Linked DNA regions of Homo sapiens: regions 1 and 3 are each linked to region 2. A link is a loop called in an ENCODE intact Hi-C map of the cell type or tissue named here. Cell type or tissue: PC-3. All regions are shown on one strand.

Region 1 (8,000 bases), 150 kb before region 2:
GCATTTAAGCTGAGAAATGAAGAATGAGGAGGAATGGGCTATGCAAAGCAACAAAGGATGTTCTAAGAGAGGTAACAGCAAGGGCAAAGGGCCTGAGACAGGAAAGAGGTTAGTGTGTTAGGTCAATGTGAGCTGGACTTAGTAAGAAACAGAAAGAACTGGTAGCATGTTAAAAAACATTGCCAAGGTTGGGAACATGAAGCACTCCATAGGCCATGATAAGGAGTGTAGATTTTGTTCAACATGCAACAGGAACCCTTCAATACTTTTGGGTAAGGAGTAATTGGTATGATTTCAGTTTTTAAAAGATTATTCTGCTGCCATGCAGAGAATGGCTTGTACAGGGCTAATAAAGGAAGCTAGGAGACCTTCTAGGAGGCTACTGCAATAGAATAGGTGAAGGATGATGGTGGCTTGAGCTAGGTGACAGCGGTGGAGGTGGAAAAAGTAGATGGACTTGACATATATTCTGGAATATAAATTGTAGGAATTGCTGATTGGCTACATGTGAAGGTGATATTTAAAAAAGGACTAATTTCAGGACCATTTCCCTGGTTTCAGGTATTATTAACTGAGTGGATGATGGTAACATTTACCATGAGAAAACTGAGGAAGGATGAAGGTGTATGGCAACTGTGGCCAGGGAGCAGGGAACAGCCATGGCTAAGCATTTTATTCTAAGCATGTTCAGTCTGAAATCTATCAGTCATCAGATAGATGGGATTTAGAGGAGAAGTTCTAGTCTTGAAACACAGATTTTACAACAGATAAAGACAATTTTGAACCTTAGTCAGAGAGTATAAATAGGAAAACAAAGGGAGGAACTCAATCCAAGATCAGTGAAACTACAACAGTAAGAGTTGGAGTAAAGGAAGGAGAGCCAGCAAATACTACTGAGAAAGTGCAGCTAAAAAAGAAAGAAGAAAACAAGAAGACTCTGGTGCCACCAAAACCATCTAGAAGGAAAAGTTTTTAACCTTACTGAATGATGCTGAAAAGTTAAGGTAAGATCTGCATAGGATTTTGCAAACTGAAGGTGGTTGGTGAGTAGTAGAATGGAAGCCAAATAGAAAGGGGTTGAGGAGAAAACGTTAAGTGAAAAACTGGTGATGGCATATGTAGGGATAAGCTGAGCTTCTCAATGAGTAGCTTTGCATATCTGCATGGGCTCCTTGGGTAGCTTAAAGCATTACGAAAATATGAAGTTGCAGAACATGGTTTTACTATGTATTTACCATGAGAGTGCCTTTCAGTTTGAAGTCACGTTTTCTCTTGATTCAGTTGCTGCTAATGTTTTTCATCCAGCTATTCTTTTCAAAGACAGTTTTACAACTTGGCTGAGATCATTCTGCTTGTCGATACACTTCAGGGCCTGAGGTTATCTCAAGATGGTATGTTGGAGTCTGTACAAGTTTCATTTATTTAAAACTTGGACTTGGTAAAAGAATCTCATGAGATTTAACACCTCGCTCCCCTGGCAGGCTTGGGGAGGGGGAAAAAATCATACACAGCAAGTATCATTTACACCATTCTAACACATTCATAGCACTCTTACCAAATCCTAACGAAGGAAGAAAGAATGTACATGCAATAGGGAAGTTTGATAAATGAGAACTATATGGTTATTTTAAGAATGTATAAACAAATGAGAAAGGGAAAGATACTGACTAAAATAAACAATGTTCTTTTTTTATCTTGAAGAGATATAAGTATTTAGAATGTCAAGATCTAAAAATAAAGTGGATTCTGTACCTCTAAACAAGAGAAAATACTATCATTTTGTACCTTTCAGTATCTAAGCAGCTATTCTCTTCTCTGAAAATGATGCATGAATCACACTGGCCAGTAGAGTTGTAATGGTTAGACTTTTAATATTCCTCATTTTAGAAATTTGGATCTAGCCAGAACATTGCAATTTATCTAAACGCAAATTAAGTCCATTTTAAGATAAGAGAAGAAATTTGTATCTTGATCCTCAGACTACCCTATTGTAGAATCACAGGAACTTCAACTGGAAGAAATCCTAGACATATCTAATCCAAGTTCCTACCTGAAGAACAGAGGTCATCCCAATTCTGCATGAAAATCTTCATGATGGGGCATTCACTACCTCATAGAGATTTTGAGCAGATCTCATTAATAGCAAGTTTGCTGTTATTTCACTAATAATGTCCTCTGTACACGCATCACAAAAAGTCTCTCCATTAAAATGCTTCTTCTTCTGTGCAAATAAAGATGACAAATAATTGTTATCATTTTTGAATGTTTACATGCCATGGAAATTATTTCACGTTTCTTCCCACTTAATATTTACAGTAATATTCTGAGATGTACAAGAGGGCAGGTCTCCAGATGACAGATCATGTTGGCTGACCCAGATCTTCCCTCTCTTGCATGTAATTCTCAGGCAGAATGTACCGAGAATTCAACATCCTGAGATAAGGAGGAAATGCCCAGAACAACCCAAACTGTGTCCTCGTTTCTCCTAGAACAGGATGTTCTGCAATGCTTGAGCTTAGCGTGCCAAATGTCACCCAGGTTATATAAACCCAGGGCAGCATGCTTTTCAGGGTCCCTCAGTTGTGGTGCAACATGGGACATGCACACACGGAACTCCATCCACCCTGGGCAGCTTTCCTGAGCCTTAGGAAGCTGGCTTGCTCTGGTTTCTAGGCTTCTGTTTATCCTTGCTGCCTATAATAAATCTGTGATAAAATAATAATCTACTTTGTCCTACTTGTACATGTATTCTATCTCATCGGACTTAAGCAATTGGTAGACAGCCTTTGCAATGCCGGTGTGTTCAGCTTTGTTAGTGCCATCTTTCTTGCCTGTTCTCCAGCTAAAGAGGATATCAAACCAAATACTTTGTTTCCCAGCCTCTCTTACAGCTAGAAGTGGCCTTGGAATTCCATTTTGGCTACGAAGGCATAGAAGAACATCTGCTAGAGGGATTCTTGGAAACATTTTTTCTTCCTTTGAAAAGAAGAGAGACATGTTTGGAGGGTTTTCTCTCTGTCTTACACCCCCACCTGGTCTCACTTCTTCCAGATTTTGGACTTGAAATTATGAAAATGAGATTTCTGGAGCCACCACTGCCATTTTCAACAGTGGAGGTAAAGTCGGGAAAATCATAGAGAACCTAGAATCCTCACATTGTGGAACCACCAGACTAACCCTAAGCCATGTACTTCTAGATTTCTCATTAAGTAAACAAGTGACGTCTTTGTGAACTGAGCCAAATTACCTGGCTTTTCCATTACCTGAAGCTATAATTATACTAATTGATATAGTAGGCAATGTTATTATCTTTGTTTCATATGTGAGGAAACAGAACAAAGAAATAAAGTAAAAATATTCCAAGGTTGCACGGAGGGCAAAGAGCAGAACCATGACTCAAGCTTACATAGCCTCAGAACAAACACGTAATCTCCTCCAGTTTGTTGAATCAATTTTCACGTATTGTGTTTTTCAGATTCTGCATTATGCTGAATAGCCACATGTTGTCATATTTGGCTTTCTCAATATCTCTCCTAAGTGAGGTTGTTAAAGCCAAGTACAGTCACTCCTAAATCAAAGTAGTGTAGAGAGTAGCAGAGATTATCTTGTTCTGAATACTTACATGAACACAGGCTGGAATCCTATGGGCTTTTTACTCAGTCTCATCACCCTCATATCAACTCAGGTCAAGCTTTATTTTGGCCAGGTGCAGTGGCTCGCGCCTGTCATCCCAGCACTTTGGGAGCCTGAGGTGGGCATATCACTTGAGCACAGGAATTTGAGACCAGCCTAGGAAACACAGCAAAACTCCATCTCTAAAAAAAGTTTTATAATTAACTAGGCACGGTGGCGCATGCCTGTGGTCCCAGCTACTCTGGAGGCTGAGGAGGGAGGATTGATTGAGCCCAGGACATCAAGGCTGCAGTGAGCTGAGATTGCACCACTGCACTCCAGCCTTGGTGACAGTGTGAGACCCTGTCTCAAAAAAACAACAAAAAAAAAGCTTTATTTTTTTTCCCCTCAAGTCCTTCTCACTCTTTAATATTTAGGTAATGAAAATAACTTTAGAGAATTGAAAGAGGTTGCTGAAGAAGCATTTCCTTTACTCATTTGCCTTCACACATACATGCAAGATAATACATAATTCTTTCCAAGGAAATGATAGTCTCTCAATCTTTAAAGGCACAGGGATTCCTAATCTCACTTCACTGCTCCAGTGTTTAAAATTTTTATGATCTTCATTAACTGTATCAGTAAAATGTAAGCACCACAAATGCAGGGAATTTTTGTCCCTCTGCTGTATCCTCGGCATTTTAGTATAATATTTGGCACATATTAGGCACTCAGTAAACATTGATTGAATGTGAATGAGTCTAAGAAATTCTTTCTTCTATTCAGTTTAAGTTTTATTTCACTATATTTTTTGCAAGTGGAAATCCCAAAAGGAATGGCCTAAGGTACAGATGCCTTGTGAAACCCTGATTAGCAGATGGCTATATCTATGCCTTTAATTTGTTCTCTCTTTAATCCATCATCCAGGGAAAGTTTAATACCATTTTGTACACCACTGATGACACTATTTCCTAAGACATTCCATCTAACCAGTCGTTTTTGGATCTCTAGCTGCTGATCTGTCCAAAACACATGGTTGGTCAATGAATATGTCACATGGGATAGAATCAAGAGCTATGTTGGAGCCAGTGAACAGGCTGAATGAGCAAATGAATGAATAAAACCAAGATCTATGCAGTTATAATTTCTGTTTGGTCTTCAGTCTTATCTCCTATCACAAGAGGATTTGTTTCTAACCAAACCTTTTGGTATTTTCCTAATACTCACGTCTCTTTTTTATGTTCTCCTATTGATGCCCACTGTTTTCATAGAAATCTAAATTAGATCTAAGTTTTCCTTGCCTCCCCTAATAACACATTACTCTTCCTTAACCAATCTTAAAAATTTTCACTATTTTTTAATAGTAAAAAAGTATTGATCTCCATGAGTAGGTAATTGCACTGAGATTAGCCAAGGAGTCAGTCCTTTATCTCAGATTTCAGAAGATCCTGTAAAAGTGAATCCATTTACTCCTCGCATCACTTTAATCAACTTTCACCCCTTTTGTTCAATTATTGTACTTAGTCTTTCATGGGAAGCCTATCCTAATTTTTGACCCACTTGCTGTGATTAGGAAAACCCTTTAGCCTAAAAGCCAAATCGAGGCTGAGAGAAGCATATCTAAAGTACCTAGAGTTATGAAAAGAGCTCATCAAAACTGAAACTAGGAAGGGATTTAGGAAATAATGAATTTATAAAGAATGTTTGTATTATTTGAAGTGTGCCCTCTTAACTGGTAAAGATGATCTCAGATAAGGAAAACTAAGATGTGGGTTTCTCTGAGAACATACTCAGAAATATTTTATTGCTCTGAATTTAATCTAACCTAATTGAGTGTTGTACCATTTGAGGATCCTCTTCATAAGCAACAATTACAACTTGGTTTGCCTGCCCAGTGGGTGGAAAAATGTGTGAACTCTTGACCTAGTTGAAGAAGAACCCAGAGTTTGAAGCTACACATCTAAAGTCTTAAGCTAACAGAAACCCAGGTAACTATGGAAACAAAGGATACCCGAACATTGTTAAAATATTACTGGTGCCATTTATCTTTAAGACATTATATGAGTTAAACACCTAAAGGAAAGACAATCATTGCATGCCCTAAGGTTGTGGTTAAATTTCCAACATACCATAGGTAAAGGGGCTTGTCACAAGAGCCACCACCCAGGACTCCCTGTGCCAGAGAATTACTCTAATGAAGTGTTTCCTGGACACTATTTATTAGAAGAATTTCTAACATCCTGACCTACACTTCCAGGGTTCTGGTGGAAGATTCTATGCCACCCCTAAAAACATAAAACCAAACACAGACATTTTTACAAAGTGGAAATAAAAGGACGATGAGTCAGGAAAATGACAGCGTTCTGTTAAATTTTGGCAGGGAGAATTACAGAAAAATCAAAAGTGAAGAAGATGTTGGTAACAGTACTGTAAATGTGTTCCTAGTCTTCTTTCAAATAGATCAAAGTTCCAGGGAAATACATATGTTTGCCAGATACAGCTGTCACATATTCTTGGTGGGAATGGAAATTGATGCAACTTCATTGAAGGGAAATTTACCCAAATTCATAAAAATTTAAAATGTGCTTCCCTTTGGCTGAGCAACTTTATTTTTAGTAGTCTATGCAACAGATATCATCTACATTTTCAAAACTGTATACGTACTGCTTATAAGAATGAAAAGTGATAATATGATAAATGCCCATCAGTACAGAACTGGTTAAAGAAATTAAGGTACATTCAAAAAGTGGAATCCTATATGTCCTTAAAAATATGAGTGATAGGACACAAGCTCCAAATATATTAAGTGAACCAGTAAAATCCATAGCTTTCTCCCCCTCTCTTGTATATGCAGTGAATTTTTCTAGAAGGTGGCACACAACTGTAACTGCTTCTGGACGGGGAAACTAGGAGACTGGAGGAAGAAGAGGAAGGAAGATTGCATTTCACTATACAACAGTTGAGATTTTTAACATGTTTATGTATTTCTAATTTTAAAAATTAATTTAATAAATGTATGTGTCACCATATTCAGAACTTACCAGAGGAGACACCTCACCATAAAATGGTGTCATCAAAACCCCTAGGGGAGAAAGTTTTCACAGGCCAAAATATCTAGACTCCTGAGGAGCACAGACACTATAAAACAGACAAACTGAGCACATGAGGCAGATCTGTGGGGCTAAGGGCTTCATAGATAAATGAGAGTTTTAGTAATTTTAAATAGAACACAATAGCATTGAAATTCAATAGGCAGCAGAAATCATGCCTACTGTCAAGGGAGACAAGTTTGTCACTCATTTGCCATTAAGTCCATGATGAAAGCTAAATATTAGTAAAGTTGCCATAGTTTTTGCAAACTATTCTCTGAGGTATTAATAAAAGAGCTAGAAGAGGGGGCCCAGAGTAATAAAAACCAACCAAGCCAAGAACCAAACAACAGCCACAGTTAGTATCAATCATGGAGGGCCTCCTAGAGCAGGGCTACGAATTAGAGCTTTAAGATGGAGAAAAATAGGGGTTGATAGAAAAATAAAGAGGTTCAGGCAGACAGACAATATGGATGACAATACAAAGGTAGGGCTGAAAAAAAAATCCAGACTTGAAAATAGTCTGACTTGAGCTGAAAAAGTATTAAGAAGAATGAGAAAAGAAGAAAACATTGATGTCAGTTATTGAATAAAAGATTCAGTTCAGATTTTATATGCTAGGCAAAAGGAAGCTACGAGAGATTCTTAAGCAGGTAATTGATAGATTTCCATTTTACAACTCTTATATAGAGGAGAAAAAATACACTTAAAATCACATTCTCAGGCTTCCATTTTAAATCTGCCCTCATTAATGACCTAACATCAGCTATACTATTAAAGTCCTAAGAAATCACCAGTTTTCTGTTGGAAGACATGGTGGGAAACACAGGAGTTTTAAGATTTCAATGGTAATATATTCGGATTTTTCTTCTTAGTAAATCTCAGTTTCCAGAAAATTCACCCTAAAAAAGATTACTCTTAGAATTTTTGTATAACTATTGACATCCTAAAATGTCATGGTCAAGATGTTAGGTTTTACTGGTATTAAGTCATCTTTGACAAATTGAACATGAAAAAGTATTTCTTGCCAGTCAATTAGGTAGTTTTCTCTGCATGCTTAATGATTTCAGGAGTCTTTATTGTGAATTCTGAAGGTAAGATTTGAAGTGTGACTATAGTTGCTTTATAAAAGGCACGGTTGTATTGTATTCATGATAGCTATGCATTTTGTGCTGTTTTCAAATCCAACCATGAATAAAGGCTCATACACTTATTAATTACTATTTTTCACTTCATACTATAACCTGTATATATATATGTGTGTGTGTGTATATATATAAGGTATATATATATGTGTGT
Region 2 (8,000 bases):
TCAACCCTGTACTCATACCTTCCTAGTCAGTGACATTGCCAAAGGACAAGTCTTGCATAGAATTAAAGTGATGGGCAGAATCTTTATGATATTTTTCAAAGTGCTTTATGTAAAATATTAGGTAATTGACTAGCTTTAGGTCAAACCATGGGTAAATATCAAGCACATGATTAGAAACCAGTTCTTGGCCAGGTGTGGTGGCTCACGCCTGTAATCCCAGCACTTTGGTGGGCTGGGGTAGGCAGATCACTTGAGGTCAGGAGTTCGAGACCAGCCTGGCCAACATGGCGAAACCCCATCTCTACTAAAAATAAAAAAAAAAAATTAGCCAGGTGTCATGGCGCATGCCTGTAATCCCGGCTACTCAGGAGGCTGAAGCAAGAGAATCGCTTGGATGCAGGAAGTGGAGGTTGTGGTGAGCTGAGATTGCACCATTGCATTCCAGCTTGAGCAACAGAGAGAGACTCCATCTCAACAGCAACAACAACAACAACAACAACAAAAACAAAAAAAAAAAAAAAAGAAAAGAAGAAAGAAACCAATTCTCTGCAGTAATATATTGTCTTGCTTTTATAGTTGTCTTTTTAAGCCTATTGGGTCCTTGAGCATTTTATGTGGTGATTTCATTTCCATTCTAACTGACTGTTCCAGACAGATGATATGCCTTTATGGTGACGGAATACCCTGGCTTTATTGACTCAGTAGGAACAGTTGTATTCCATCTCAATACAGATTACTGCAGTTACAGTGTCTGCTTATTTCTTGTCACTCACCTACACAGACTGAACTAGACCATCCTAGGAGAAAAGTCAAAGCTATATTTGGAAATTTGAAACCCTCTTTAAAAGCAGCTAGATGTTCATTGAATCCTAGATTGTGTCAGTACAGTGTACAAATTTAAATTTAGGATATGTTGCATTGTATTTTTTTCCTGGTATACCTCCCATAGATATATTTTATGCCTAGATCGCAAAATTTGAACTTTTGGAAATTAGAATATCTGAAGATTTGACTTAAGTGTACTTTGTGATGCATTAGTGTGAAAAATCTTAATTGTTCCTTTCCCTCTCATTTTGGCTTCAGAGATCATCTGTGGTTGACTTATTTATTGTTGAGCATATTGAGGAGCTCTTTCATTTCATTAGTACCCAGTGATTTTCAGAGTAGACCTAAATAGGTCTACTATTTACTGCTTCCGTGATTAAGGCTTCATGCAACTTCTTTTGTGTTATCTTTTTCTTTCATATCTTCCCTGGTGAAGTCTGTTTAGATGATGAGATTCAAATTGTCATATTCTTAGAGTAGAACCTTTACTTTGCCTGTACAATCGATGTGTATTGGATCCTCATCTCTCACACACAGGCTAAATCAGTGATCCTCAAACGTTCATTGTACTTCAGAATTATCTAGGAATTAAAACAAAACAAAATAATAGTGCACATGTTTCTCTCCACAGAGAGATAATTGCATTTTTTTTCCCAAAGCTTTCAAGGTGATTTGAATGTGCATCCAAGGTTGAGAAATAATGGATTAGCCAAAGGAACAGAATGTCTCCTTAAAGCAGCCCATAGCAACAAACCATATAGATTTTGCTCATTTGTGTATCTTAAAGTTACATAATTTATTATCTAAAGCACTCTTCTATATAAGCCATAAGTTTTTGGCTGTTTTTGTTGTTAGATTTCTGTGTGTGTGTGTGTGTGTGTGTTGGCTATTTCTTGACCTTTACTTCCCTTACTTCCATCTTGGAGGTTAAAAGCCAAATTATCTAGGCTAGGTGTCAGGTTCTTTTCCAGTAGGCCAAGGATTCTTAGCAAACTCTTAGGGAATAAGAAAGTATGCTCTGGCAGCCGTAAACCTTGACCTCTTTTGTATCCTGTCAATTATATGGCTGCTTCCTTTACTAACCCTGTTGCACACAAACTTCACCTTCTTTAGCAGCTTCTTCCTACTCTGTGTTCCATCAGTGCATTCTTTGATGTTTCAGTTTTCATATATGGATTCTAATCCAAATGAGCAGAAATTGCTTTGTGATTATTGAGATTCCTAAGTACTTAGGATGTAATGCTAATAATTAATTGATGAATTTAGTGAAGAAAATGATTGTGACATGGAGAAAGAGTCTTTAACCAGCATGTGTGTGTATTCTCTGTCCTTACCAAGATGATGGTTCTGTTGCTGAGTACAGTAGCTAAGGAGGTACTGGTGACCTTCTCTGCTGGGGAGGAAGGACTTGTGACACAAAATACATATTTTCCTTCAAAAGCTGTTTATGGATGGAATTATAATTTTGTTCCAGTTAGTGAATACATATTGTAGTATGAGATAAAGAGAGTTGATTATGTAAAAGTCTTATTTGGGTTAAAAAAAAAACACATGACTTTCTGTCAAATATCACATGTTCTCACGTATAAGTGGAAGCTAAGTAATGTGTACATAAGGGTACAGAGAGTGGAATAATAGACATTGAAGACCAGGAAAGATGTGAGGGTAGGAAGTGGGTAAGGGATGAGAAATCTATTGGGTACAGGGTACTGTATTCAGATGATGGTTACACTAAAAGCCCAGACTTCCTCCCTACACAATATATCCATTTAACAAAGCTGCACTTGTACCCCCTACATCTATACAAATAAAAAGTGAAAAAAAAAAACCCATGACTTTTGGACCAAGTTATCAGTTAGTTATTATTATTCTGTATATTGTCCAGGTAAATTCTCAGCATTTTTTTTTTTTTTTGAGACAGAGTCTTGCTCTGTCGCCCAGGCTGGAGTGCAGTGGCGCGATCTTGGCTCACTGCAAGCTCTGCCTCCTGGGTTCACGCCATTCTCCTGCTTCAGCCTCCCGAGTAGCTGGGACTACGCGCCTGCCACCACACCCGGCTAATTTTTTTGTATTTTTAGTAGAGACGGGGTTTCACTGTGTTAGCCAGAATGGCCTTGATCTCCTGACCTCGTGATCTGCCTGCCTCGGCCTCCCAAAGTGCTGGGATTACAGGCATGAGCCACCGCACCTGGCAGCATTTTCTTTTATGCTACCTTTTTTGGTACATACATTTTATACTTGTATATGTCTAATTTTTGAGTTTCATTAAAAAAGGCTGAATCTAAGATATCATTGTTGGCCTTGCTAGCTAGTACATTTTTATATTGATAGAATAACTTTTTTTGCTATGTCAGTATTTTGTGTGGGCCTGTTTGAATATCAGTACTTCTTTCTAATGAAATAGCGTTAACTTAGTCGGGCAGCAAGGAACCTCTTGACATTTTGACTTTGAAGAAGCATTGTTTTTCCTGTAGTGTTTTATACTGGATAGTTTATATAGGGTTGTTATTGAAATTGGATTCTTCACTTTTTTCCCTGTAAGTTTTAACATGTCATTTAGTGAATGTAAAGTTATGCAAAACGTTTATATTAAATAGACTTGTTAAGTATGTCTTTCTTATCTGCTACATGATTCCTACTGAGAGTGTTAATATTCACATATTCATTTATGAAGTCTGTTATTCAGGAATATACCTATTTGTACCATAGTCTTCATTGTTGAATGATTGCTGTTAAAGAATGTATTACATAATGATATTTTGCATTAGTGAATGGAATATATCAATTTTCTTCTTTCCATTTCCTTTTTGTATTAGAGGAAAAGTTCCAAGATATAAGGAAGTAGGTCATGGTATCTATAAACTGCTGAGGAACTGAAGTGTATATTATGAAGTAAAGATTGAAGCTCAGTTGCCCTCTAGGGGTTCAATTTTAACACAGCACATGTAGAAATAATTTACTGAGATCTTGGGGGAAGGGTAGATCTGCTGAATGTGGGAGCCTATTTTTCATTTTCTGTTAGAGCCTGACTGGTCATTAAAAAGCTGGTTTTGATTATTTATTGCAAAAGAGAAGAATATATCCCAGTTTTGTAATATACAGACAGTTTAATGAAACATCCTTTTTGTTTGCTTAATTTTAAAGTCAGGGCTTTTGTGCTGGAATAATCCAACCGTCAACACATTTTCAGGTATTATTTGGTGACCAATTCTCGGATTCTTCCTAACACTCTTTTGTCTTCTCAGTGTCACCTCTATAGCACTTTTAAATCAGCTTCCTCCCTTATTCTGCCCAAATCCAAGAACAGACTCCAGTGAAGTGGCTTCTTCATGAATCCTCTCTACGTTTTATGAGATGTGATCATCATGAAACTTTTCCTTTTGGTTTCAGCACCTTTGACTGGCATCTTTGTCTGGATTAGTAAGACTATTTCTCTCAGTTTGAAACAGAATGGCTACTGGCTCTCTAGTTTAATTGATACCCAACTTTGTATTGATTGAGGTCCACATAATTTATGTTGGAATCTTTCTCTGGTGCAAAGTGCTCTACTTTGTAATTGCAGAGTTAGACTCCTACTGTTTTGGTAAGAGGGAGCAAATTTTTTTTTCCTATTATTGAAAATGTTAACTTTGACTTGTGTAAATAGTAAATATGTTTATTGTATGTGCAGATATTTACATGTTTTAAATAAGCACATTTCTATACTAAATTTGAAAATTCACATGGTTATTGGTATACTTTAAAAAGATTTGTGTGTTTTAATATATGCTCTTTTATTCCCTTCGAAAGATGCTATAAACTTTACTCCTTTTAATATATATTGGTTTTTATTTTTACCGTTATATTGAGCTTTTCTATTTTTTTCCTGATGATTTTGGAAAAACCTCCATTATTAATGGTCAGAATCTTTAGTTTTTATCATTGATTTATAGTAATTTTATTTTTAAAGTTCAGTTTTTATGTGTTATTTTACACTCTGAAAACCATGATTGAATTTCAATGTATATTAAAATATTAAATTGGCTATAATATAGCTCTGTGCTGTCCAGTATATTAGCCAGTAGTCACATTGCCTATTTAATTTTAAATTAATTAAAATTATATAAAATTTAAAATTGAGTCTCGTAGTGGTACTAGCCACATTTCAAATGCTCAATAGCTGCATGTGGCTTGTGGATACCACATACGACAATGCAGACATCAATCATTTCCATCGTTACAAAAAAAATTATTGAACAGCTCTGGTATTGATATATGAATCTTCTTCAACGTGTTTTTAAAAATACGTTAATACTGGTAGTTTCCTGTGTAAAATGAAACATGAAAATGTTATATGTCTTTATTTTATTAAAAGATATTTTGGAAATAACTAAATTAAAAATGATCACATGTGAAGTGAGTTTACCTTTATCATAAAGAGTAGCATATATTTCTGATTATGAGCCAAGTGATATCAAATAATTTAATAAAATTATATATTTTGACGTGTGTAAATACATCTACTTTATCTCCATCTTGTGGTAGAAGTATCTGAAAATCCTGTTAAGAATATCATTAAAGCTTATTCATTTTTACATTGACTTATCCTTGCTCTTTCTCATTACCGTAAATGTAACATTAAGTGTTAAATGTTTCTTTAGGAAATTTTGGGTCTTACTAAAGGAGCCAACTGAAAATAATTTTAGGTTTTATAGTTACTATTGAAGGTAAATGTACAACTGCAACTGCCACATTTTGACTGTGTGTTGGAATATTAAAACAAGGAATATAAACATTTAAATCATAGTTGAGAGGAAAAACAAAAAAGAAAGCTTTAGCTGCTTCATTGCAAATGTAGCTTTGTGTTGTTAAAGAGGATTATGATGAATACATTTGTGTGATAAATTTATAAAGTTTGATAAATTGTTTCATACTGACTAATATTTTTTATAATTTTTATTTTTATAATTTTTTAAAGTATACTCACAGTCCTTTTGTGGATAATTATGATTGTAAGAATATTTTTGCAAGTAAATGAAAAAGTGATTATTAAAACACTTTGTAAACTGTAGCATTTTATACAAATACATAATCTTATCTTTTAAAAATATATAATATGAAATATTTGGTTGGGAAGACCATCTCAGAGGTTTAAAAACATATTTCCAATCAGGTCTATTTGTATCATTCTTTTATTTTCTTTTTATTTTTTTGATGAGTTTCTTTAAATATATTTTTAAAATTTTATGTTCTTTGAGGTTTTTTTTAAGTTTTTGAATTAAGACTAATACAGTCTGCAAAGCAGTATTAATTTAGAGTTATGTTTCAATATAGAAAAGTCTCGATGAGTGCTCTAAAAATTCTGAAAGAATTTTTTTAGTTAAATTCTAAGATTTCAGGAAGAATTTTGTGTAGCAAATAAACTTTAGCTAGGTATCATTTAGATAGTTTCTTTTTAAAATTCGTTTTGTTTATCTTACTAAGTATTGGGGAAGGAATAGTCTGTGAAATGGAAACACCTAAATTATTTATTAAAAGATATTCCAAGTAGGTAGTAAGATATAAAAGCCGAGTATAACATGAGATATTTGTAGGACAATGAGAAGGTTAGTTTAATTATATAAAACAATTTAGTTGCCATTTAGGGTCGTATTTTGGTGCTCCTTGAAAGCCAGGCAAAGAATTTTAGAAGTCATATAATAGAAAACAGGGATTTTTATGCTGCAAAGATCTTTATTTAGGGAGAAAGTCTGTGATCTCAGAAACTTAACGTTAGATGAAGCCTGTGAGGTTAACTACTACCAATGCAGGAATCTTTCTAACAATATGTGAGACTTCATTTTCAATACCTCTACTCTACTTCAGGCTTTCAGTATTTACTTCCTTTTTGCATTTTATTGTTGTGGGGGAAAACAACATCATGCTTTTAATAAAAAGGATATTCAATTTATGTAAGTAATGTAGAAAATATAAAATGCATTCCAAAAATTACTCTAAATTCTACCATTCACAAAGACAGACATCTCTCTGGGAACAAAAGGATAATACAAAGGGATTATATTATATACACTACTTTTTTAGTGGAATTTATAAAACAAAAGATTTGCTAAAGTTTATGTAAATGTTTCTTGATAAAAGGTTACTTGCCTCCATTACAAGAAAACATATGAAACCCACTGACAAGTTTGAGTGATTATGTTTTAACTCCATATTCTAATTTTGAACAGTATTGAGTGATTCCCTTGTATGAAAGTACAGTTATACTTCCCCCACCTTTTCTCTTTCAGGTCCCAGTTTCTGTAAGTTGTAATTTTACATTGTCATAATTTATAATACTTATATTCTTGTCTGTAACCATAAATCCAGTGCTCATCACATTTTGTCTTTAAAAATTTTTTTTTGATCTGTTGCTTGATTTTATTGCCAATAGTTAATTTAATAAGAGTCTTTGGGTTCTAGAATCCTTGATATCTTTCATGGTTGGGAATGACTGCTTGTTGCCTAATAGATTTGTGACATGTAGAGTGGATATAATATTGTCAGGTCGTATTTTCTGTACCTCAGAACTTTGTAGATACACATTGCATCAGTATTTTATGACATTAAATGTTGCTCTGGGAAGTCTGAGAGCAGCCTGATTTTCATCCCCACCCCACCTTGCAATCATCCTACCATAGGTGACGTGATTTTTCTGGTTGGATCCTAGAAGAATTCTTTCTGTATCCTTGAGTTTGGAAGCTTAACTGTGATATATCTTGTATCAGTTCTTTCTGGAACATACTGTGCCCTTTTGGTTTGTACATTTTTTTTAATCAGAAAACTTTTCTTAAATTATAATTGAAAATGTTTTTTGTTTCCTTTTTCTGGGGGAATTTTTTTCCTCAGAGATAACCAATCATCCTTGGAACTTTAAAACGAGGATTAACATTTGATGGTATTTACTGCATAACTAATTATTCCAAAATGTAGTGGCTTAAAAGAGCACATATTTATTAATCTCATAGTTTCTGTGAGTCAGGTATCTCGGTATGACAACTGGGTCTTCTGCTTCAGTTTCTCACAAGGCTGCAATTAATGTGTTGGCTAAGGAGGGTCTGTGGTCTCATCTGAAACCTTGACTGGGGAAGCATCTGCTTTGAAGGTCACTCATGGTTGTTGGCAGCATTCAGTCTTCTGTAGGATGCTGGGTTGATAGC
Region 3 (8,000 bases), 270 kb before region 2:
TCAGGAGACCACAGTGATTGAGAGTCGGAAAGTACCTCAGAGGTCTTCGAGTTCAACCTCCCACATTTCACAGACGAGGAAACTGAGCCTCAGGTGGTAGAATATATGGCTCAGGGGAACATAGTTATGAGATTTCCTGACTGTGTTAATTATGCATGTTTCCTGACTGCCAGACCCATTTATTTCCTGTCATTCAAGCTGAATCCAATTCCCTCTTATACAGCGGTGATGCTCCATACCGTATAGTTACCAGCATTGTCTGGGGATTTGATTGGTCTCCAGGCTGAGGCTCTAGCCCCAGGATACAGTTTACAGGGTGGGCTTCTGGTTGGAAGACTGGCATGGAGGGTGGGAACTGGAGACTGGAGTTGTGCTTTGATGCTTGGAGAGGGGAGCTAGAACTGTCCGTTTAAAGCATATATCATGTCACTCCTCTGCCGGAGTTTTTCAGTCCCTCTTATCTTACTCAAAATAAAATCCCAATCCTGGCCGGGCGCAATGGCTTACGCCTGTAATCCCAGCACTCTGGGAGACCGAGGCGGGTGGATCACTTGAGGTGAGGAATTCAAGACCAGCCTGGCCAACATGGTGAAAGCTTGTCTCTACTAAAACAAGCAAACAAACAAACAAATAAACAATTAGCCAGGTGTGGTGGTGCAGGCCTGTAGTCCCAGCTACTTGGGAGGCTGAGGCAGGAGAATCGCTTGAACCCGGGAGGCGGCACTCCAGCCGGGACAACAGAGCGAGGCTCCGTCTCAAAAAAAAAAAAAAAAAAAAAAAAAATCCCAAATCCTAACTGCGGCCTGCAAAGATGGGAATAATGTGGCCCCACTCACCTCTCTGATGTCTGCTTTTACCGCTGTCCACCTCCTCGCTCTACACCAGGCCTCACTGGCTTCCTTGCTGTAGTTGGAGCATACCAGGTACGTCCTGGCTACAGGTACTCCTCTGCCTGGATCGATCACTGTCTCCTGACATCGACATGCCTTCACTTTGTTCAAGTCTCAGCGCGAATGTCATCTTACTTGAGAGGCCGTCCATGACTTTCCCTATGCAAAACGGCATCTTTGCCCTGCTCCTCTCTTTTCCTCTCAGCCTGCTGTATTTATCTTTGTGGCATTGACCCTTAGCTGACATTCTGATGGATGCTCATTTATTTGCTTGTCGTGTGTGTCTGCACTAGAATGTGAGCTTGTGAGCTCAGGGACTTTGCCACGTTTGCCGTTGTCTTCAGAGTCTAGAAGGGTGCCTGGCATAGAGTAGGTTCATTAAGCGCACCTTAAATGAATGGAGGAAAGGAAGCAAAGAGAAGGGGTCTGTACGCTTGGCTGACTCTACCGAAAATTCTGGGCTGAGATGGAAGCATCAATATGAATGACTTTAAAGACCACAGCAGGGGATTCTCTTATGTCTTTAGGCCATCCACTTGTTTAAATATATGTGCTTATTTTTGTCGGCCTCACTCGCTCCTTTGCAAATGTCATGAGAGTAACAACTTTGATTCTCTGCTATATCTCCAGCACTAGACCAATATCTGGTACGTAGTGTTTAATAAATTCAGTGAATGAATTAATAAGTAAAGTTTTTAAAAGGGGGAAGGATAAAGAATATAATATGGATATAAAGTATCTAAAATAAGTTTTGAAAATGAGCCAGGCCTCCTATTTCCTAATAAGCTCTTTACATAATTTGGCCTCTGCAAAACTTAAAAAAATGCTTAAGAAACTGAATTCTTAAAAGTATATATATATATATATATATATATATATATACACACATATATATACACAATATATATACACATATATATACACAATATATATACACATATATATACACACACACATATATACATATATTTTTGTTATCTGTGTACCCTGTTTGCTATCAGTGAACCCTGTTTGGATGACAATTCTCTAACATTCTCTCATCTACTCGAGAAATATATTTTGAGAATCAACTACGTGTTGGTCACTGTGTTAGATGCTACAATATAATTGTGAGGGAAAGAGACATAATTCTTACCTTATTACACTCACAATCTTGTAATGAAAGAGATATTAAACAAATAAATACATTAATGGCTTCCTATCTCATTGCTGATTGCATAAGTGTTCCGAGGAAAGCGAACAAAGTTCAATAAGAGAAAATAACAGATTTATGTGAAACACATTCTGGCAAATTCAATCCATGGCTGTCCCTCCCTAGACCCTGAAGTCATAAGCTTATGTATGCCCTGTGGGTCTAAGGGGTGGTTCTAGTACCATTTACCTGAATGGAGCTCTTTACTGGGATATCAGGCTCAAAAGAGTCACCACAGGGTTCTGTTAATTTGATAAGAGATATTTATCTGAAACCTCCCAGTGCTACCTGAAACCTGTGAGATTTCATAGACATAGCATTTACTTCCTCTCTTAATATCAGCCAAAAATCTCTCAACAAAAACAATAGCAATAATTATAGGAAGCCCTTCTCTATCTCTTACTCTGCAGAGGGCAGCATTCTCAGGTTTTTACATCTGTTAATTCATGTATAAAGTGCTACTATTATTATCCCTATTTCACAGGTGAAGCATCAGGCACCAGGAGGTTAGGTGACTGGTCAAGGTTGTACAGCTGTTAGGAGCAGACCTGGGTCCTTTCATTGTCTCCCAGTTAATCATCTTTTGTAGTTCAACAACTCTGAGGGTTCTGGAGATTTTATAGGGAAAGTACAGAAGTGCTCTTTTGTCTTTTATCATAAACTCAAATTCCAAACAAGTTGTCATTGCCCAACAGGTAGATAAAGGTCTTTCAATTCTGTATTTAACAAAAGGATGAGGGCTTTTGCTGGAAATGTTAGTTTGCTGCCTCCCATTTCTAAATTCAACACTGAAATATAAACTGTGAAATATAATTTCTTTTCTCCCATCTTTCTGGTTCTTTGTGAAATATGTGGAAGCACATGTGGCTAACAAATTTCCCCACCCACTGCACTGCCATGCTGAAGCCATTCATTGACCCCATCAGGCCCTCAGATGTCCCACAAGCAGGAAAAGCACTAAGTGAAGCAATGTTCTAGTCAGTGTGACAATTTTCAAAGAGAAAATCTTCCTTGTGTTTCCCCCCGACCCTCTGCCCCCTCCACCGACAATCAAATAGGAGGCAGTATATCTGTCAAGCTAGCTTTTTTGGTCAGTACATTAAAAAAATCCCACTATCTTTGAGAAAAATTGGATGTGTGAGTCTATATCAGTGGTCCTCAACCACAGGTGATTTTGCCCCGAAGGGACACTGGGCAATGTCTCAAGACATTTTTAACAGTCACAACTTGTGGATGCTACTGGCATTTAATGGGTAAAGCCCAGAGACACTGCTAGACATCCTGCAACACACACAAAAATCCCCCTTCACCTTCCATCCCAAAGAATCATCTGGCCCCAAATGTAAGTAATGATGAGGTTGAGAAATAATATGATGAGCTTGGTCTATAATAATGTACTTGTTCTTATGTTCTAAAATGAAATAAAATAAAAATGTATTTTTTGAGCATCTCTCATATGCAGAGTCCAGTGATAGGTCCTGGGATAAACTCTTGATCTAAAAGATCAAAAGAGAGAAAAGACATAAAAAGCAAATGAAAGACTTCTGCTTCTGGGAAAATGGAATAGATATACTTTTCCCTATTCCTTCCTCCAAGTACAACGAGAAACGCTGGAAATTACATGTAAAATAAATATGAAGGACTTGAAAAATGTTAAAGAAGACGGCAGACTGTCTAGGGAACTTGAGATTCAAGGAACAACATGGTGGTGAATTCCCTGGATTTATTTTTGCCTCATATATCCCAGACTTGGTGTGAAAAAAATCTGGGAAGCCAGAAATGTTGATAGACACAGATGGGGAAAAAGCCAAAGGACCATGAAAGAGACAGCCTAGCAAGACAGAAAACATTCAGACAATACTTTCTCTAACTCCAGTCAAACACTACAGAAAAGACTACATATAGCTAGCCCCACCCACCCCATGGCAGCAAATACCAAGTGGGGAGCTTAGACTTCTATCATCAAGGCTGAAATGAGGTACCCCAGCATCTTTGCAGGGGCAGTCAGAGAAGGCCAAGTAGGGAGCCGGGATTTCCATCCCTACCAGTCAGTGACAAGGCCCCCTCCTTGTTACAGTGTCAGTGGAGTTCATATCAGGAGTCTATACTTCCACTCTACCTTGTAGTAATAAGGTACCTCTCCCTCTCCTCATCAGAGTGGTGCCAGAGGAAGCTTCATGTTGAGTTGGGACTTTCACCATTGCCCAGAAATAGCAAGGTCACTGCCAGTGTGGTGTTAGTGAAGACAATATAAGAGCTAGAACTCTGACCCATGTCCAGCAATAAAAAGGAACATCTCTCTTAGTGTTAATATAAATGTTTTAGAAAAGAAAACAGAAGAACCTTTCAACAGTTAGTATAGGCAAAGAGTTTTCAGACTTAATACAAAAAGCATGAGCTATAAATGAAAAAAATTAATACATTGCCCTTCATCAAAAGTTAAAACTTTTAATGCATGCATTTGGGAAAAATCTATACCTTAGAGACTGTATCTAATTATTCAATCAAGTCATGCTGAATGAATATGTGAATATGTGCAAAGTATCTTTTTAAACTTAACCTGCTGTATGTGATACGATTCAGTTCAGTGTTCATTGAACATCTACTGTTGGAATACACTGTGTTATGTCCTGAAGCACTGGATTTTAGAGAAGGTAATGGAGTGTGTAAATTCAGGGTAAGGAAAATCAAACACAAGGCAGCCTTTTAGATAATAAATATCACCCTCTGGAAAATGAACCAGCTCCTTCAGAACCAAGCATTCTAAAACTTTGGCATTTTTGATGGGCAAGCATATCGCAGTCATTTCTATCAGGTCTTGATTCTATAAATGAATTATAATGTTTTCAGTCAATATTGGCAGAGGCTTGGCAGGGATGCAAATTTTTTCTCTTACTATGTTCTCAGCTGACATCACTTGTGAATCCCAGCACTCTGTAGCACTGTGCCTAGACGTGGCCTCTGAGTTCACCTCAATCACATGCTCTAGGCAGTGCTTACCAACTGATCAGAGTTGATCCTTGAGGAACACCTGTCACAAACTCTGGGTCTGAAAGGTGACCTTGATAAATCATTTCTCCTGCCGTTTGCACAAGATGAATCTCTCGATAACCTTTTTATGTGGACACTGGACTCTCAGGGTTTTGGAGTTTGGTAGGGAGAGGAGATTGCAGGTTTAAACCTTCAACTGGGTCATCCTCCTTCACAGGACTGGCTCTCAAACCGAGTATTTTTCCTAGTCCTCAATAGACACGTCAGCACTCTCCTTCCCTGCTGGCTCTGGCAGAAAGAAAGGGAGAGACAGGGACAAAGGGCTGCCATGGATTCCAGGTGTCCCTTAATGCAGTCCAGCGTGGCCACTGCAGGGCTTCTCTGCTTGCCCGCAGGTATCCTTTTGAGCGTTCAATTAAAAGGGACATTTGCTGACGTCCGTAGGTGGTGTGCATGGGTCCTGGCAGTTTCAACATGTTGGCTTCAAGCATTGATGTTTATAAGATTTGGGAGACTTTTTGTATTTGTTTCAATGCAAACATTAATGTTGACAAAACCTGAGCTGTTCTGTTTATTTAAAGCCTCAGAAATAACAGGATCATATTCTTTAGCAACCTAGATAATATTTTGCAGAAGTTTTCCTGCAAAATGTTTCTAAAGTGACACTGAGAAAAGAAACTCATTTTCTTACTCTTTGAATCATGTTCTTACTCTTTGAATCATGTTCTTACTCTTACTCTTTGAGAGACCTACTGTAAGCCCTGAATTTCAGTTTCCTCATTCATAAAAGAAGGTGAATAAGACCTACTTAGAGGATTGTTGAAACAATAAAGGGAATGAGTGAATTCTTTTATAGCTTTGGAGCAGGGGAAGGCCTTTTAACAATTACTTAAAATCCAGGGGCCACACAAAAAAGACTGATACATTTAAAATATTACTCAAAATTCAGAGGACATAAAGAAAAATGGAACCATTTAAATATATTTTAAAGATATGCAAATCAAATACGAAAGAAAAACCAAAAATAGCTGTGTCATAGCACAAAGAGCTCATCTCTTTCATATATAAAGAGCTCCAAGAAATTGAGAAGAAACAGGCCAAAAAGTTCATCAATAGAGAGTTTATAGAAAAAAATACAAAGACCCCTTATATATATATATATATATAAAGGCTCTATTTCACTCATCAGAGACAAAGCAAAGTGAAATTACACTGAAATAACATTTCTCACCTATCAGATTGGCAAAAACCCAAAAGTTTAACACACTCTGTTGGCAAGGTTGCAGAGAAATGGGCACTCTGATACATTGCTGGTAGGAGTGCAAAATGGTACAACCCCTGCAGAGGGCAATTTGGCAATCTTTTTCGAAATTACAAATGCATTTACCCTTTGACCCAGCAATTCCACTTCTGGGAATTTATCCTACAGATTACACGTATATACATGAAATAATGAATGCATATTAATATGAGCCTTCATTAATAGCAAAAGATAGACAATTCAACTGCTCATTAACAGGGTACTAATGAAATAAGCCATGATGTATGCACACCACAAAATATTATGCTGCTATAATGCAAAGAATGATGGTGCTTTCTGTATGCTGACGTGGAAAGATCTCTGGCATTTATGCTGAAAACAGGAGCAGACACTATACATAATGGGCTTCCTTTTAAGTAAGAAAGATGAGAAGTTGGTGGGAGAGAATATATTTGTATTTGCTATATTTTCAGAAAGAAATATTTTTAATATCCAAAAGAAGATAATAGAAATAGTATTCCTTACAGGACACAGAGCTGGAAATAAAATGGATGAGAATAGTGGGAACAATACTGTTTAATATCTCTCTTTTTATATTATTTTGACTTTTAACCATGTGAATTTATTACCTTTTAAAAAATAAAAATTTAGGAAAAGAAAGAATTAAGTGAGTTCGTGAACATAAAATACTTAGCCAATGTTCCAGGTCCATCTAAGTGCTGATCATTTATAGAAATTGAAAACATATCCCCAGGTTATTTAATTGGTCTCTGAAGAATTCTATGGCTTTTTCACATAGTGTAGCCTTCGGACTACTGGCATCAGAATGAATCTTCATTTTTAAAAATACCCCAGAAAATCTTCATTTTTAATATGTATCTCAGATCAATACTTGGGTCCACCTCAATGCTTGCATGCATAATCAGAATCTCTGGTGCTAAGACCTAAGAATATAGATTTTTTTAAGTCTCTCCCAGTGATTCTTATGAGCCTCACAGTTTGAGAACCACTATGGTCTATCTCAGGTACACTGTAGAGGGTTTTGGAGGTAGCAAGCATGTAGAAGGACATTTAGGCCATGATTTTGATACCGTAGCTAATCTGCTGAGTTCAAAATATACTTCTCTAGCCTTGTGCTCTAAACCTGCATATACAATTTCCTGTTGGTATGGTCACTTGACTGTGTAATAGGGATCTCAAATATAACACATCTAAAATCGAACTTAAACTAACTGGATTGGAATTGATCCCCTGTTTACCCATTTATTCTCTTACCTGTTCTTTGTGTGGTCTTCTCCATCTCAGTCAATAACATCATAAACCATCCAGTTGCTCAAGCTAAAAGTTTAGACATCATTTTTTATTTTTGTATCTATCCTCTTCCTACATCTAATCCATCAGGAAGCCCTATCCTCTGCAGGGTTTGTACCATTGTGTAATGCATGAGAGTGAGCATTTCTCTACTGCTTTCTCAACAGAAATTGAAATTGAGTCTTTTTATTGGTTTATTTATTTATTTTTTTCCCTGTGGTCTATTCAGTTGTGCAAGATAATGAAGTTCTGGAGACCTAATACACAACAATGTGACAGTAGTTAACAATATTGTACTATATACTTGAAGTTTGCTAAGAAGGTAGATCTTAAGTATTCTCAACACACATACACA

The links. Hi-C counts contacts between places; a loop is a spot of excess contacts. Peaks named below come from ENCODE experiments on the same cell type or tissue, not always from the same donor. Only the 100,000 strongest peaks of a DNase experiment are listed, where the experiment ranks them.
Region 1: it touches region 2 in a loop (6-fold over the local background); 2 of 110 quality-filtered maps call a loop at or near these places.
Region 3: it touches region 2 in a loop (5-fold over the local background); 3 of 110 quality-filtered maps call a loop at or near these places.

What each region holds. Positions count from the first base shown.
Region 1 is chr3:28,136,976-28,144,975 of GRCh38, forward strand. It overlaps LOC105377008 (a long non-coding RNA gene), which reads right to left and starts at 25. Exons shown (of 3, transcript XR_940674.3): 1 at 1-25. In PC-3, no CTCF peak of the experiment used is centred here; a DNase peak (open chromatin) is centred at 3,446.
Region 2 is chr3:28,283,046-28,291,045 of GRCh38, forward strand. The region is part of intron 2 of CMC1 (C-X9-C motif containing 1); the gene reads left to right. Among named protein-coding and RNA genes, the nearest start is that of CMC1, 45 kb to the left of the region's middle. In PC-3, a CTCF peak has its summit at 3,742; a DNase peak (open chromatin) is centred at 3,736.
Region 3 is chr3:28,014,108-28,022,107 of GRCh38, forward strand. The region is part of intron 1 of LINC01967 (long intergenic non-protein coding RNA 1967); the gene reads right to left. Among named protein-coding and RNA genes, the nearest start is that of LINC01967, 10 kb to the right of the region's middle. In PC-3, a CTCF peak has its summit at 2,502 (motif pointing right); no DNase peak of the experiment used is centred here; H3K4me3 peaks cover 517 bases; H3K27ac peaks cover 1,235 bases.